Linked DNA regions of Homo sapiens: region 2 is linked to region 1. A link is a loop called in an ENCODE intact Hi-C map of the cell type or tissue named here. Cell type or tissue: dorsolateral prefrontal cortex. All regions are shown on one strand. Links, peaks and the distances in the headings refer to the core of each region. The heading gives the core; the rest is flanking DNA. Region 1 overlaps CHURC1-FNTB (CHURC1-FNTB readthrough). Region 2 holds the start of LOC124903329 (a long non-coding RNA gene).

What was found. Hi-C counts contacts between places; a loop is a spot of excess contacts. Peaks named below come from ENCODE experiments on the same cell type or tissue, not always from the same donor. Only the 100,000 strongest peaks of a DNase experiment are listed, where the experiment ranks them.
Region 2: it touches region 1 in a loop (4-fold over the local background); 18 of 110 quality-filtered maps call a loop at or near these places.

Annotation. Positions count from the first base shown.
Region 1 is chr14:64,990,526-64,997,478 of GRCh38, reverse strand. The region is part of intron 3 of CHURC1-FNTB (CHURC1-FNTB readthrough); the gene reads right to left. The region is part of intron 1 of FNTB (farnesyltransferase, CAAX box, subunit beta); the gene reads right to left. Among named protein-coding and RNA genes, the nearest start is that of FNTB, 7.1 kb to the right of the region's middle. RefSeq lists an enhancer at 6,832-6,951. In dorsolateral prefrontal cortex, for the core only: no CTCF peak of the experiment used is centred there; no DNase peak of the experiment used is centred there; H3K27ac peaks cover 435 bases.
Region 2 is chr14:65,153,488-65,160,440 of GRCh38, reverse strand. LOC124903329 (a long non-coding RNA gene) reads left to right here and starts at 1,884. Exons shown (of 2, transcript XR_007064206.1): 1 at 1,884-1,966. In dorsolateral prefrontal cortex, for the core only: no CTCF peak of the experiment used is centred there; no DNase peak of the experiment used is centred there; H3K27ac peaks cover 469 bases.

The sequences.
Region 1 (6,953 bases), core at 1,919-6,918:
ACTCAAATCAATTTTCCCAAAGGTTTGGAGGTTTTTCAAGGATAGTTTGGTGGGCAGGGGGTTAGGGAATGGGAATGTTGACTGGTTGGGGATGAAATCATAGGGATGTGGAAGGAAGATGGTCCTCCGGCACTGAGTCAGCCTGTGGGTGGGGCCACAGGACCTGTCTGTGTGGAGTCAGCCAGTCAGAAATGCAAAAATCTGAAAAGACATCTCAAACAGCCAATCTTAGGTTCTGCAATTGGGATGTTATCTACAGGAGTAATTGAGAAAGCTCTAAATCTTGTGACCTCCGGAATAATCGCTGGTTATCCTTTACACCTACATCTTAGCAGAATTCAGGACCCTCTCACAATTCTAAAGGGAGATTGTCTTTCCAAAATTACGACCATCAGAGAAATCTGACAAGACTCCAACTGATCAAGCAAGACTCTGTTTCTATTTTTTTTTTTACTGTGAAATGAAAAAAGGCAAAATGACAGTGTGACAATTTATGTGAATTTTTAAAAACACAAATCCAGTTGTTTATGAATGCATAAAAGGATTAAAAGTGAAGTGGAAGGATGCACACACAACTTATGATAAGGGCTGCTTCTGGGAAGGGTGGCAGGCACACTGAACTGGGGATAGGGTTAAAGGAGGCTTTGGCTATATTTCTAATTGCTTTTCCTTTAAACAAATAACCAGAAGCAAAAAAAAAAAAAAAAAAAAAGATGTTAGCAAATGTTAATTCTCAGTTATAGAAAAATGGCTCTTAATTACATTATTATACTTTTGTTAACCATAAATTTCTTAGAAAAATAAAGGAAAAGGATTTCAAAGTGCTTAGTTTTGTGATACCTCATCCCCTACACCTACTTAGATAGGCAGGCCACAACATACGCAGAAGCTGTGTTCTCAAAGTTCATTGGTTTTTAGACCTTATTTGTTTTCCCATCAACACAATGTTATACCTAACTGTTAGGTTCCAAGGCCAGCTCTCCCATTATTTAATGTATAACCTAACAAATGTTAAGCCTAACAGTACCTCTCTCACCTTCTCTAATCATGAGGCAACTGATCACTCACGATATGGCAAAAAGGGAACCCAAGAGTTGAGTTTACCCCTGCTCCTGACAGGGCACAGGCTAGATGTTTCTTTTCTTTTCTTTCTTACTTTCTCTCCCCTCTCTGTCTTTCTTTCTTTCTTATAATAGAGATGGGCCTCACCATGTTGCACAGGCTGGTCTCAAATTCCTGGCTTCAAGCAGTCCTCCTGCCTCAGCCTCCCAAAGTGCTGGGATCACGGGCATGAGCCACGGTGCCCAGCCCAGGCTTGGTTGTTTCTTTTCTTTTTTCTTTTTTTTTTTTTTTTTGAGACAGAGTTTTGCTCTTGTCATGCAGGCTGGAGTGCAATAGCATGATCTCAGCTCACTGCAACCTCCACCTCTCAGGTTCAAGCGATTCTCCTGCCTCAGCCTCCTGAGTAGCTGGGACTACAGGTGCCTGCCACCAGGCCTGGCTAATTTTTGTATTTTTAGTAGAGATAGGGTTTGACCAAGTTGGCCAGGCTGGTCTCAACCTCAGGAGATTCGCGTGCCTCAGCCTCCCAAAGTGCAGAGATTACAGATATGAGCCATTGCACCCAGCCCCAGGCTAGGTGTTTCTGTGTACAGAATGTTTTCAAGTTTGCTGGTCAGGCTTTATACATACATACATACATACATACGTACATATACATACATACACTTATATGCACACATGTATATATATAAAATATATACATATATAATATACACATATATCTTTAAAATATATAATATAAACTAAGTATGTATCAACTTATAAACTATACACACATATATGATATAAACTAATATAGTAATGTGCCACATAAGGATGTTTTGGTCAAGAACGTACCCCATATTCCACGGCAGTCCCGTTAAGACTATGATGGAGCTGAAAAATCCCTACAGCCTAGTAACACAGCTTTCATGATGTTGTAGCACAAAGCATTACTCACATGCCTGTGGTGATGCTGGTGTAAATAAACCTACTGCACTGTCAGTGTTATAAAAGTATAACACATACAATTATGTACAGTACATAACACTTGATAATGATAATAAACAACTACATTACTAATTCACATGTTTACTATACTATATATTATTATTTTAGAGTGTAACTCTACTTATTTAAAAAATTAACTATAAAACAGCTTGAGGCAGGTCCTTCAGGAGGAATTCCTGAAGAACGCACTGTTATCCTAGGAGATGACAGCTCCATGCCTATCACTGTCCCCGAAGGCCTTCCAGTGGGATGAAATGTGGAGATGGAAGGCAGTGACACTGATGATCCTGACCCTGTCTAGGTCCAGGCTAATGTGTGCGTTTGTGTCTTGGTTTTTAACAAAGAAGTTTAAAAGGTAAAAAGAAAGTTAAAAAATTTAAAGTAGAAAACAGCTTACAGAATAAAAATATACAGAAAATATTTTTGTACAGCAGTACAATGTGCTTGTGTTTTAAACTGTTATTACAAAAGGGTCAAAAAGCTGTAAAAAAATTTTTTAAGTTCATGAAGTAAATAATTTACAGTAAGCTAGGTTTAATTTATTATTGAAAGAAAAAAGCGTATGAATAAATTTAGTGTAGCTTAAGCATACCGTGTTTATTTTTATTTTTCATAATGTCTGCTCAGTAACAAGTGTACAGTGTTTATAAAGTCTACAGTAGTGTACACTCATATCCTAGGGCTTCACATTCATTCACCACTCATTCACTCACTCACCCAGAGCAACTTCCAGGCCCACAAGCTCCATTCATGCTAAGTTCCCTAGATAGGTCTATCATTTTTTATCTTTTATAACATATTTTTACTTTACCTTTTCTATATTTACATATGTTTAGATACAAAAATATTTACCATTGTGTTCCAATTGCCTGCAGTATTTAGTACAGTAACATACTGTGTAGGTTTGTAGCCTGTAGCCTAGGAGCAACAAGCTATACCATATAGCCTAGGTGTGTAGTAGGCTATGCCATCTACATTTGTGTTAAGTACACTCTATGATGTTCACATGACAAGGAAATTTCCTACTGACAATGTATTTCTACTGTTAAGTGATACATAACTATATGTATATTAGTTTGTATTGTTCAGTAATGGAGAGATTGTGTTAGACTCTAGGGGCCAGGGATCAAGTAACTGTACTAGGGTCCCCAACACTTAGGTGCCATGGCAATAAATAAATGAAGAGCTAACCAAATGCCTGCATTCTGGACAGCTCTGTTTAAAAGGTATTTCATGGAGTTTTTCATTTAATCAATAGAAATCCAATCACTAGGCCAGGCATGGTACCTCACGCCTGTAATCCCAGCACTTTGGGAGGTGGAAGCGGGTGGATCATTTGAGGTCAGGAGTTTGAGACCAGCCTGGTCAACATGGTAAAACCCCACCTCTACTAAAATACAAAAATTAGCCGGGTGTGGTAGCACATGCCTGTAATCCCAGGTACTTGGGAGCCTGAGGCAGGAGAATCGCTTGAACCCAGGAGGCGGAGGTTACGGTGAGTGGAGATCGCACCACTGCACTCCAGCCTGGGCGACAAGAGCGAAACTCTGTCTCAAAAAAAATAAAAATAAAAAAAGAAAAAAAAAAAGAAATCCAATCAATAAAAGCAGAGAATAGTTTCCATTCAGTAAGTGGTAAACAACAACTAATGCATTTGGCACTTTCTCTTTCACAGCTTCTATCTAAAGCCAATCTCATGAGGCACCAACTTTCATACCAGGCACTATCACTTCTCTGCTTCCTATATCTCCCTCCTCTCCCAGAGACAGAATGTTTCAGAAAGTAGATTTGCTGCCTAAGATTCATGTCATTGAAGCTGCAGTAGAAGAGTCATTTAATATATGAAATATAAGGCAAGACTTTTCAAAAAAAATTCTCTCTCAGAAAATACAAGTCACTTTATATTCAAATACTTACAAAGTACCTCTTGCTGTAGGAAGTTTTGCAATTTCCTTATTTTGAATACAAAGTACCAGCTGGGGATGACACAATACCCTAAAACAACCTCAGTTAAGGCTGCTTTGGCTAATGGTAATCAGTGAAACAAGATAAATTAAACACAAATTTAGTAATTATCCCTGGAGATATAAACTCACACTTCCATGTGTAAACTGCCATTGTAAGGCCAGCTTTTTATTTTGTTTATTCATTTTTTACTTTTTTTAGAGATGGAGTCTCACCCTGTTGCCCAGGCTGTCTCGAATTTGTGGGCTCAAGCTATCCACCCACTTGGCCTTCCAAAGTGCCAGGATTACAGGCATCAGTCACCATGCCTGGCCAGTAGACCAACGTTTTAAAGATCATTTTAGCTGGGCGCGGTGGCTCATGCCTGTACTTTGGGAGTCCAAGGTGGGCGGATAGCTCGAGTTCGGGACCAGCCTGGGCAACACAGGGAAACCCTGTCTCTACAAAAAAATATAAAAAGTAGCCGAACATGGTAGCGCACGCCAGTAGTTCCAGCTAGTCAAGAGGCTGAGGTGGAAGGATCACTTGAGCCTGGAAAGTTGCTACAGTGAGCCATGATCATGCCACTGCACTCCAGCCTGGGAAACAGAGTGAGACCCTGTCTTTAAAAAAAAATAGAAATCATTTGAAAAAGTAATAAAGTGGTTAAGTTGCAGTGACCACAAATATATACCAACTGGAAACACTGCAAAAAAAAAATTCTAGGCTCACGTCTGTAATCCCAACACTTTGGTAGGCCAAGGCAGGCCTGTGAGGTCAAGGCTACAGTGAGTGGTGATTGCATCACCGCACTCCAGCCTGGGCGACAAAGTGAGACCCTTTCTTAAAAAAAAAGTCTAATGTTATGCAAGTGGATACTTGTAACTTGGAATAAACTGTTCAGTGGTAACACCTTATTCATATTCAAAAACGATGTATCTCAAGAACTGAACATGTGGTCCGGAAATCCACATTGGCTGACTCAAAAAGTGGCTCCAGTGATGATAAAAATAGTGAAGTCAAAGATGCATGTGAAGAGTCTGAAAAGAAACATTTTATAAATAAGAAGAGGAGGAAAACCAGCATTTCTAAATTAGTGTTACTTTATAAAGTAGGTGATTTTAAGTAGGTATATGGACCCAAATTTAAATGTAAATTTTGTAAGCAGGTATTTTTCACTTATATACCTAAAAGTACATGTATTTTCAACTTGACCAAAAACAACCTTTTGGACTTTTTAATGGGGAAATTTTGATATGCAGGATTACTTTACACTTGGGCAATATGGTATATGCTGAATTTCAATAAAATAAAATGGATTCAGAAAGCTAGCCTACTGACCACCTAACCAAGCAGAGCTCCAGTCCCTTCTATCAGAGGCATAAAAAGTTGGGAAGTTTTATCATATTTAGTGATTTGTTCCACCTCCATTTACTAATATTTTGGATCCTATAAGCTGAAATAAGTCAACAGCAGGTCAGGATTCTGTTCCGCTGGTCCCTCCTTAGGATATGTGGTGGCCCACTGCCCGAACCTGAAGCCAGCACATCACCTGCCTCTTAATACCCTGATAGGGGCCCACCCGCCCAGCTCACCTCATTTCCTACCACATCCAACCTGCACCCTCCGTTCCTGGTAAGCCATCTTAACGCCCCCAGTCAAGCCTGAGTCTTCCCTCAAAACAGCTCTCCCTCCTTGAATGGCTGCCCCAAACTCTATTTTTTACAGCCCACCCAGTTCCACGTTCTCCATGAAGTCATCCTGACCACCTCAGCCCACACAGATGGCTTTTCAACTCCCCAAAATCCTCGTGCAAAGCAGTTATAATTTAGCACTCTGTGACTGCCTATAGCATATTCTTCTTATTTTTTTCTTTTTTGAGATGGAGTCTTGCTCTGTCACCCAGGCTTGAGTGCAATGGTGCAATCTCGGCTCACTGCAACCTCCGCCTCCCAGGTTAAAGAGATTCACCTGCCTCAGTGTCCTGAGTAGCTGGTATTACAGGTGCACACCACCACGCCTAGCTAATTTTTGTATTTTTTTAGTAGAGATGAGGTTTCACCATGTTGGCTAGGCTGGTCTCAAACTCCTGACCTCCAGTGATCCGCCAGCCTCAGCCTCCCAAAGTGCTGGGATTACAGGAGTGAGCCACCGCACTCGGCCTTACAGCATATTCTTTTTTATCTCTCTAAGATAAAAGAATTTTGAGGGCAGGGATCAAGACTAATAATTCTCTTATATTCCCCTCAGAGTTCAAGTCACTTCATTGACAATGAACCATGCCAATGGTTCAATGACACCATGCCATTTAAAGTGGAGGACGCGTTTGCCTCTGTTCAAAGACAAACTCAAAGAAAAACAGTAGTATCTTTTGTAAACACCTGTTTTTGGCAAGGCTGCTACCTCTGAGACTATCAGTATTAACCTACTGGCCTGAATCAGAGTGTCTGCAATGGGATGATTCCAGATGGCACAATAAGGAAGGCAGGCACTAACAATACAACCATGTCTTGTTCTCTAGTGTCATGAAAGGCCCTCCCTGCATCTGCATTAACAAAACAGCTTAGCAAGGTAGAGACCTTCATAAAAATATCCAGAGCTGACCATTTCTCATTACCTCCACTACCGTCACTGTGAGCTAAGCCACCGTCACCTCTCTCCCAGGATACTGCAATAGCCTCCTAACTGGTTTCCCTGTATCCACCCTCACTCCCCACCATCTACTCTTGACAGTAACCTAAATGAGCCTGTTAAAATGCTAGTCAGACTGTGTCACTCCCCTGCTCAAAACTCTCTGATCATGGATCAGTCTAAGTCCTGGCAGGAAACAGATGGCACAAAGTGGGTGATTTGAGGAGAGTTTATAAAGGAACTATTTACAAAGATGTGGGCAGGTGTAGGGAAACCACAAGAGAAAATGCAGTATCTGGAGCTGGTAAATCAGGGGTACCTGAACT
Region 2 (6,953 bases), core at 606-5,605, 160 kb before region 1:
AAAATTAAGTAAATAAATAAATAAACATCACCCAGAGTTAACAATCCACATTTGGTGTGTTTGCCTGGGGTATTTTTCTGTGTATATAAACATACCTTTGTTAAAAGAAAGGATGATCATACTTATGACTCAAGGGCAGTGGTTTCTCTTTTCACCAAGGGACCCCGAGTCCCTCCAGACAACCTGCAGATCCTACAGCGTTTCTCTCATCCCTGCAATGGAAAGAGAGTCTCACATTCAAAAACAGTTGAAAATAAGCCTAAGAGTAGCCTCCTGGGTTTCCAAATAAGGAGACCTTGGAAATAGAACCTGTTCTACCTGATAGAGGCCTTCAAACTTTCTGCTCTGCAAGCCATTTTGGAAAGACAATTTTCCCTTACGGATCACCTTGTCTATGTAAAACGATTTTTTAAAATTAAAATTGAGAAGATTTCCACTTAGTAAAACATATATTGCTACAACCATTATTGTTAAAATGCATATTTGTAGGCCCTTTTAAATGTGAAACTGAATTTGCTGTAGGAAATACTTTTGAAAACCTCACATTTTTCTGTGGCAGGTCCATGAATCACCAAAGGTACCCATGTAGAACGTAAATGCAAATATGTTCCTCTGGGTTCTTTCAGTATCTGACAAAATGTCATCTTTTCATCAATGTTACCAAGTTATCCTTTGCTTCTGCCCTGAAACAGGTGTTTTCTGGCTGTCAGAAATTGTCTGGGTCTCTTCTCCTCTATAACATCTGGCCCCTCCTGCCAGATTCTGCCTCAACCTTGATTTCTCCAATAACCCAGCTTAACCCAGATTAGGGGTAAAACTCCAGGGCTCTGGACCCTTGGGAGGGGGCACCCAATGCTCACATGGCTTAGAGTGCATTGTTAGGAGAATGTGTCCTAACAGTGATGTCACTTGAGTGGCACTCAACACTTAGTTCTCAAGCGAAGCTGCAGTGGCAGGATGGCCCAGCTGGGCTCAGCAAGGGTGGTTCTACCTGCTCTCCCATCCCTGTGGCAACTGCCTTGGATCAGTCAGGGATCTCCAGAGAAAGAACACCAATAGAAGATATATAGACATATATAAGAGGAGATTTATGATGGGAATTGACTCATTCAATCATGGAGGCAGAGAAGTCCCATAATCTGCCATCTGCAAGCTGGAGAATCAGGAAAGCTGGTGGTATCATTCAGCCCCACGCCAAAGGCCTGAGAACCAGGAGCTCAGATGTCTGAGGGCAGGAGAAGATGGACGTCCCAGCTCAAGGACAGAGAGTATTTGCCCTTCTTCAGCCTTTTTGTTCAGTTTTGCCCCTCAACAGATTAGATGGTACCAGGGAACATTGGTGAGGGCAGATCTTTACTCAGTCTACTGGTGCTAATGCTAATCTCTTCTGGAAACACCCTTGCAGACACACCCAGAAAGAATGTTTGACCAGCTGTCTGGGCATCTATAGGCCCAGTCAAATTGACACATAAAATTAACCCTTGTGTTTTTTGTTTGCTAGTTTGTTTGTTTTGACAGTGTCTTACTCTGTCACCCAGGCTGGAGTGCAGTGGCATGATCTTGGCTCAGTGCAGCCTCAACCTCCCAGGTCCAAGCAATTCTCCCACATCAGCAGCCTCTGGAGTAGCTGGAATCACAGGCATGTGCCACTATAACTAGCTCATTTTTAAAATTTTTGTAGAAATGGGGTCTCACTCTGATACCCAGGCTGGCCTCAACCCCCTGAGCTCAGTCAGTCCTCCTGCCTCAGACTCCCAAAGTACTGGGATTACAGGTGTTAGCCACCATGCCCAGCCTCATGTGCTTCTTTTCACTTTTCACTCTTGCCACAGCCCAGATGTGTTCTTTCACACTTAACAGCCCAGATGTGTTCTTTCTCTCAGGCTGATGCGTGCTTCTGAACAGCTGACCCTGAGGCCTTCATCCACCTCTTGACCAGGACCCCCTCATCAGGGCTTCCATCCAGGTAAGGGTGTTGGACCATTTCCAGCTCAACCCCTTTCGAAAGCATGGCCTCTTTCTCTGTGGGCTCACCTCCCAGCACCCAAGGAGTCGACACCAGGACTCCAGAACCTACTTCAAAGCAACACAAGACCCCTTCCACTCTCCCAGCCCTACCATCTCACACACACACACACACACACACAGCCTCTCCTTCCATGGGCAGAAGTCAGTGTAGAGGCAGGAGCTCCAAGCCCTGAGACCATCAGGATAATTTCATTATGTCCTTCAGCCGGGCGCGATGGCTCACACCTGTAATCCCAGCACTTTGGGAGGCTGAGGCAAGCAGGTCACCTGAGGTCAGGAGTTTGAGGCCAGCCTGGCCAACACAATGAAACCCTGTCTCTACTAAAAATACAAAAATTACCCAGGTGTGGTGGTACACGCCTGTAGTCCCACGTACTCAGGAGGCTGAGGCACGAGAATCACTTGAACCCAGGAGGAAGAGGTTACAGTGAGCCGAGATCATGCCACTGCACTCCAGCTGGGTGACAGAGTGAGATCCTGTGTCAAAAAAAAAAAAAAAAAAAAAGTCCTTCATCTGTCACCAACAGAAACCTAGGATGCCCAGCTCATCCCTCGCCACTGGTTCCATTCTCCATAAGGCTTAGATGTCACCTATTAATGAGGCATCCCCAGAAAAGCACACCCATCTGTATTTCCTATCCTGTTCCCTGCTTTATTTTTCTCTATAGCAGGTTTCTCGCTTATAGCTTTCTTATTTATTTTGCTTATTTTCCAGCCTCTCCCACTAAAATATAAGTTCCACAAAAACAGATATCTTTGTTTTGTTCCTTGCTGTGTTCCCAGACCCTGGAACACAGTGTGACAGAGAGAGGGAGAAAGAGGCTTAACTTTCCATGAAGAAAAGTTTTAGAGGCCGGGCGCGGTGGCTCACGCCTGTAATCCCAGCACTTTGGGAGGCCGAGGTGGGCGGATCACTTGAGGTCAGGAGTTCGAGACCAGCCTGGCCAACATGGTGAAACTCCGTCTCTACTAAAAATACAAAAATTAGCCGGGTATGGTGGCGGGCTTCTGTAATCCCAGCTGTTCGGGAGGCTGAGACAGGAGAATTGCTTGAACCCGGGCACCAGAGGTTGCAGTGAGCTGAGATTGTGCAATTGCATTCTAGCCTGGGTGACCAGAAACTCCAGCTAAAAAAAAAAAAAAAGGTTTTAGAAAAGCGTTTCTCCTCTCAAGTTCCCTTGAGATGTGACTCAGACAATGTTTCCCTGCCAGCTTTTTAGAGTCCTTCCTCACTCTTAATGCACCAGACTTCCAGCTCCTCTCCCAAACCCTGGGAGTGCCAGAGCCCTCTGGGGTCAGTAGGGCCCCTGTGGGAAGCAGCTGTCACATTCCTCACGGGTTCACGTCTTGCCAGGGCCAGCACAGCAGTTATTGCAAACACTTTTTCAAAGATCTGTCAGGTGAGGAGCCCCCTTGGACCATGGCACAGCCCCTACTGGTTTCCCACCCTGAACCGTCTCCTTCCTGGGTTACAGAGGGCACTTGATGCAGGCCTGCCGAAAGGGAAAGTTGCGGAACTGAGAGAAGCAACTTTCTGATTACAAAACTGAAACGAATCTAAAGCCAAAAAGTTCTGCCTACTTACAGTGGCTGGTCTCCAGGCCACAGCCAATGCTTGCAGCTCAGAGCTGCAACCCAGTCATTGCAGGTGTGGCCACGGCTTTTGCTGGGAGGGGGCCTCAGGCAGCCTCTTCTGCCCCCACTGCCAACAGAGCTGAGAAACGCAGTGGGCATCGCCAGGGCTGCTGCTGGAGCGGGAGGAGGCAGGGCCCTTGCACCACAAGGCCTGGCAGAAGCACCTGGAGGCCAGCGCTTTGCGGGACTCGCCTTAGCCAGCTGAACAGAGCAAGGATTCCGATTCACGTGGGCCTGCACGGGTTTGGGGGAGAGGGGATGAAGAATGGGATTTAAGCAGGAGATAAGCAGAGGGAAGGAAAGGGAAACAGGCAGTGCCTAGCATAGGCCACCAGACAGTTACCACCATGCTAACAGAGTTATCATTAAATGCTTTAAGGGAAAAAAATCATTTTTTCTTTTTTCTTTTTTAACCAACCATACTCTGAACTCTGAGAAGCTAGAAAATCTTTTTCTCAAGTGGCCTAGTGGTTAAGAGTCAGGGAACTATTATACAGTTAGTCACACCTGGACTCAATTTTGTGCTCTGCCTCTTCCCCTCGGAGTCACCTTGAATAAATGTCTTCACTTCCCTAAACCTCCCTTTCCTCATCTATAAAAAGATGACAGTAGTTCCTACCTCTTAGGGTAGTTGTAAGGATTAAGTAAGGTAATGTTTCTAAAGCTCTTAGCACGGTGCCTGGCACACAGTAAATGCTAAGTTCCTCTGATTGCATATGTACTCTCTCAAATGGCAGCATTGTCAACATTCCCATGGTCAGCTACTTCTTCTGTAACTCCATTTATGTTAGATTTGAATCATGCAAAGTTATTTGCACAGCGAAGTAAAAGTTACTGCCATACTGCATGTAATCCAAAGCAAAAGTAAATGCTCCATTTCAACTATAAGCAGCTTTCCGTTCCTAGCACAACTCAAATGGAAAGATGTTGAAGTGACTTTTGCTTGTTTTTTATATTCACCAGAATTTTTCAGTATGATTTATACAGTAGCTTCATGCAGTTTGAGATCTCAGCCTCTCTTTGCTTTGCTGTCACCATTTTCAAATCTTCTAATCACATCCCATTCCCATCTCACTTCCAGTGTCACCACATTTCATTCCTTTGCTGTACTTCTTTTTTTTTTGAGATGGAGTCTCACTCCATTACCCAGGCTGGAGTGCAGTGGCACGATCTTGGCTCACTGCAACCTTCGCCTCCTGGGTTCGAGAAATTCTCCTGCCTCAGCCTCCCGAGTAGCTGGGACTACAGGCACGCACCACCATGCCCAGCTAATTTTTTTTGTATTTTTAGTAGAGACGGGGTTTCACCATGTTGGCCATGATGGTCTCCATCTCTTGACCTCGTGATCTGCCCACCTTGGCCTCCCAAAGTGCTGGGATTACAGGTATGAGCCACCGCGCCTGGCCCTGCTGTACTTTCATCTCTGTAAAATGGTACCATCTCTGTACCATTTTTGTAAAATGTCTTGTGAGTTTATCACTGGAGGACAAGGAGGAAACACAACCAAGTACTTTACTGTCGGTGCCTGAACTGAACAACAGAGGTGCAATAACCAGTCACCAACAGACTTTTTAAGTAAGTGACATGGTTGGTCACTGATTGTGATGTGGGCATGTAATTTACCTAGTAATTTGTGGACTGAAGAGCTAGCAGCAAAGTTTGTACTTTATTCAATTACTCATAGTTCATATACTGTGGTAACTGTAATTGTACCATGTTATTGAAGGACTGGTGTTCTCAACTAAACCGTAGTAACTAAAATTTGTGCATATTGGAACTGTATAAGGCCAGCTCTGTGTGTAATGATGATGGGTGTTGGATGGCTTGCCATATGCCAGGCCTTGCTCTAGGTGTTTTACTCATATAATCCTTCCTACCCTTTGAGGAAGGTAGCATTACTGATCCCCATATTACAGAGGAGGAGACTTAGTCACAAAGAGATAACATGCCCAAAGGCATGTGGCTGGCAAGTGGCCTGTGTTTTTAATTACCATGCCATACTTCCATTATAGAGATGAGGATGCTGTATCAGGATCATGTGGCTCATAAGTGGTAGTGTGTGGGTGCTATCTATCACAGCTGCCTCTACCCCAGCCTACCTGGGAGGATCATCATTTCAACATAAAGTGGCTTTCAGCACTTCCCCAGCTCACAGAAAAAGAAAGATGCAGCCTCAAACACCACCTATGTTTCCCAATTTTATTTGTTAATTTTTTTAATTTTTTTTTTTTTGTAAGAATAGAGGCAGAGTCTCACTATGTTGCCCAGACTGACCTCAAACTCCTGGGCTCAAGTGATCCTCCCACCTCAGCCTCCCAAAGTTCTGGGATCACCCAGCTCACTGCATGAGCCACCATGCCTGGCCTTTATCTGTTCATTTTTGCATATGTAATACATGGGCCAAAATTCAAAAAGAACAAAGACTACACCATCTCTGTCTCAGGATATCCCACCTTCCAGCCTCATTTTCCTCCCCAGAGGCACCCAGTGATACCAGTTTCTTCTCCCTCCACTCTGGAACATCCCATGTCACCCACCCCTCTCAGATATCTATTAAAAGTTTGATCAGGGGTGCGGTGGCTCACGCCTGTAATCCCAGCACTTTGGGAGCCCAAGGTGGGAGGATCACTTGAGATCAGGAGTTTGAGACCAGCCTGGCCAACATGTAGAAACCCGGTCTCTACTAAAAATACAAAAATTAGCCAGGCATGGTGGTGGGCGCCTGTGATCCCAGCTACTCAGGAGGCTGAGGCAGGAGAATCACGTGAACCAGAGAGGCAGAGGTTGCCGTGAGCTGAGATCACGCCACTGTACTCCAGCCTGGGCGACAGAGTGAGACTGTCTTAAAAAAAAAAAATAGAAAAAGAAAAAGAAAAAGAAAAACTTATGCCCAGAATCCTGGGTTATAGCAAATTTATTTATTTATTTATAGACGGAGTCTCTCTCTGTCGCCCAGGCTGGAGTGCAGTGGCGCCATCTCAGCTCACTGCAAGCTCCTCCTCCCGGGTTCACGCCATTCTCCTGCCTCAGCCTCCCTACCTACAGGTGCCCGCCACCACGCCCGGCTAATTTTTTGTATTTTTAGTAGAGACGGGGTTTCACCGTGTTAGCCAGGATGGTCTCAAACTCCTGACCTTGTGCTCCGCCCGCCTTGGCCTCCCAAAGTGCTGGGATTACAGGCCTGAGCCACTGTGCCCGGCCAACAATTTTAAATGTAAGAAAAAGTCACTAAGAAAAAGTTACTGAAGAATCAAAATCTTTTAAAAGTTATCTTTGGGTTATTTGTTTTG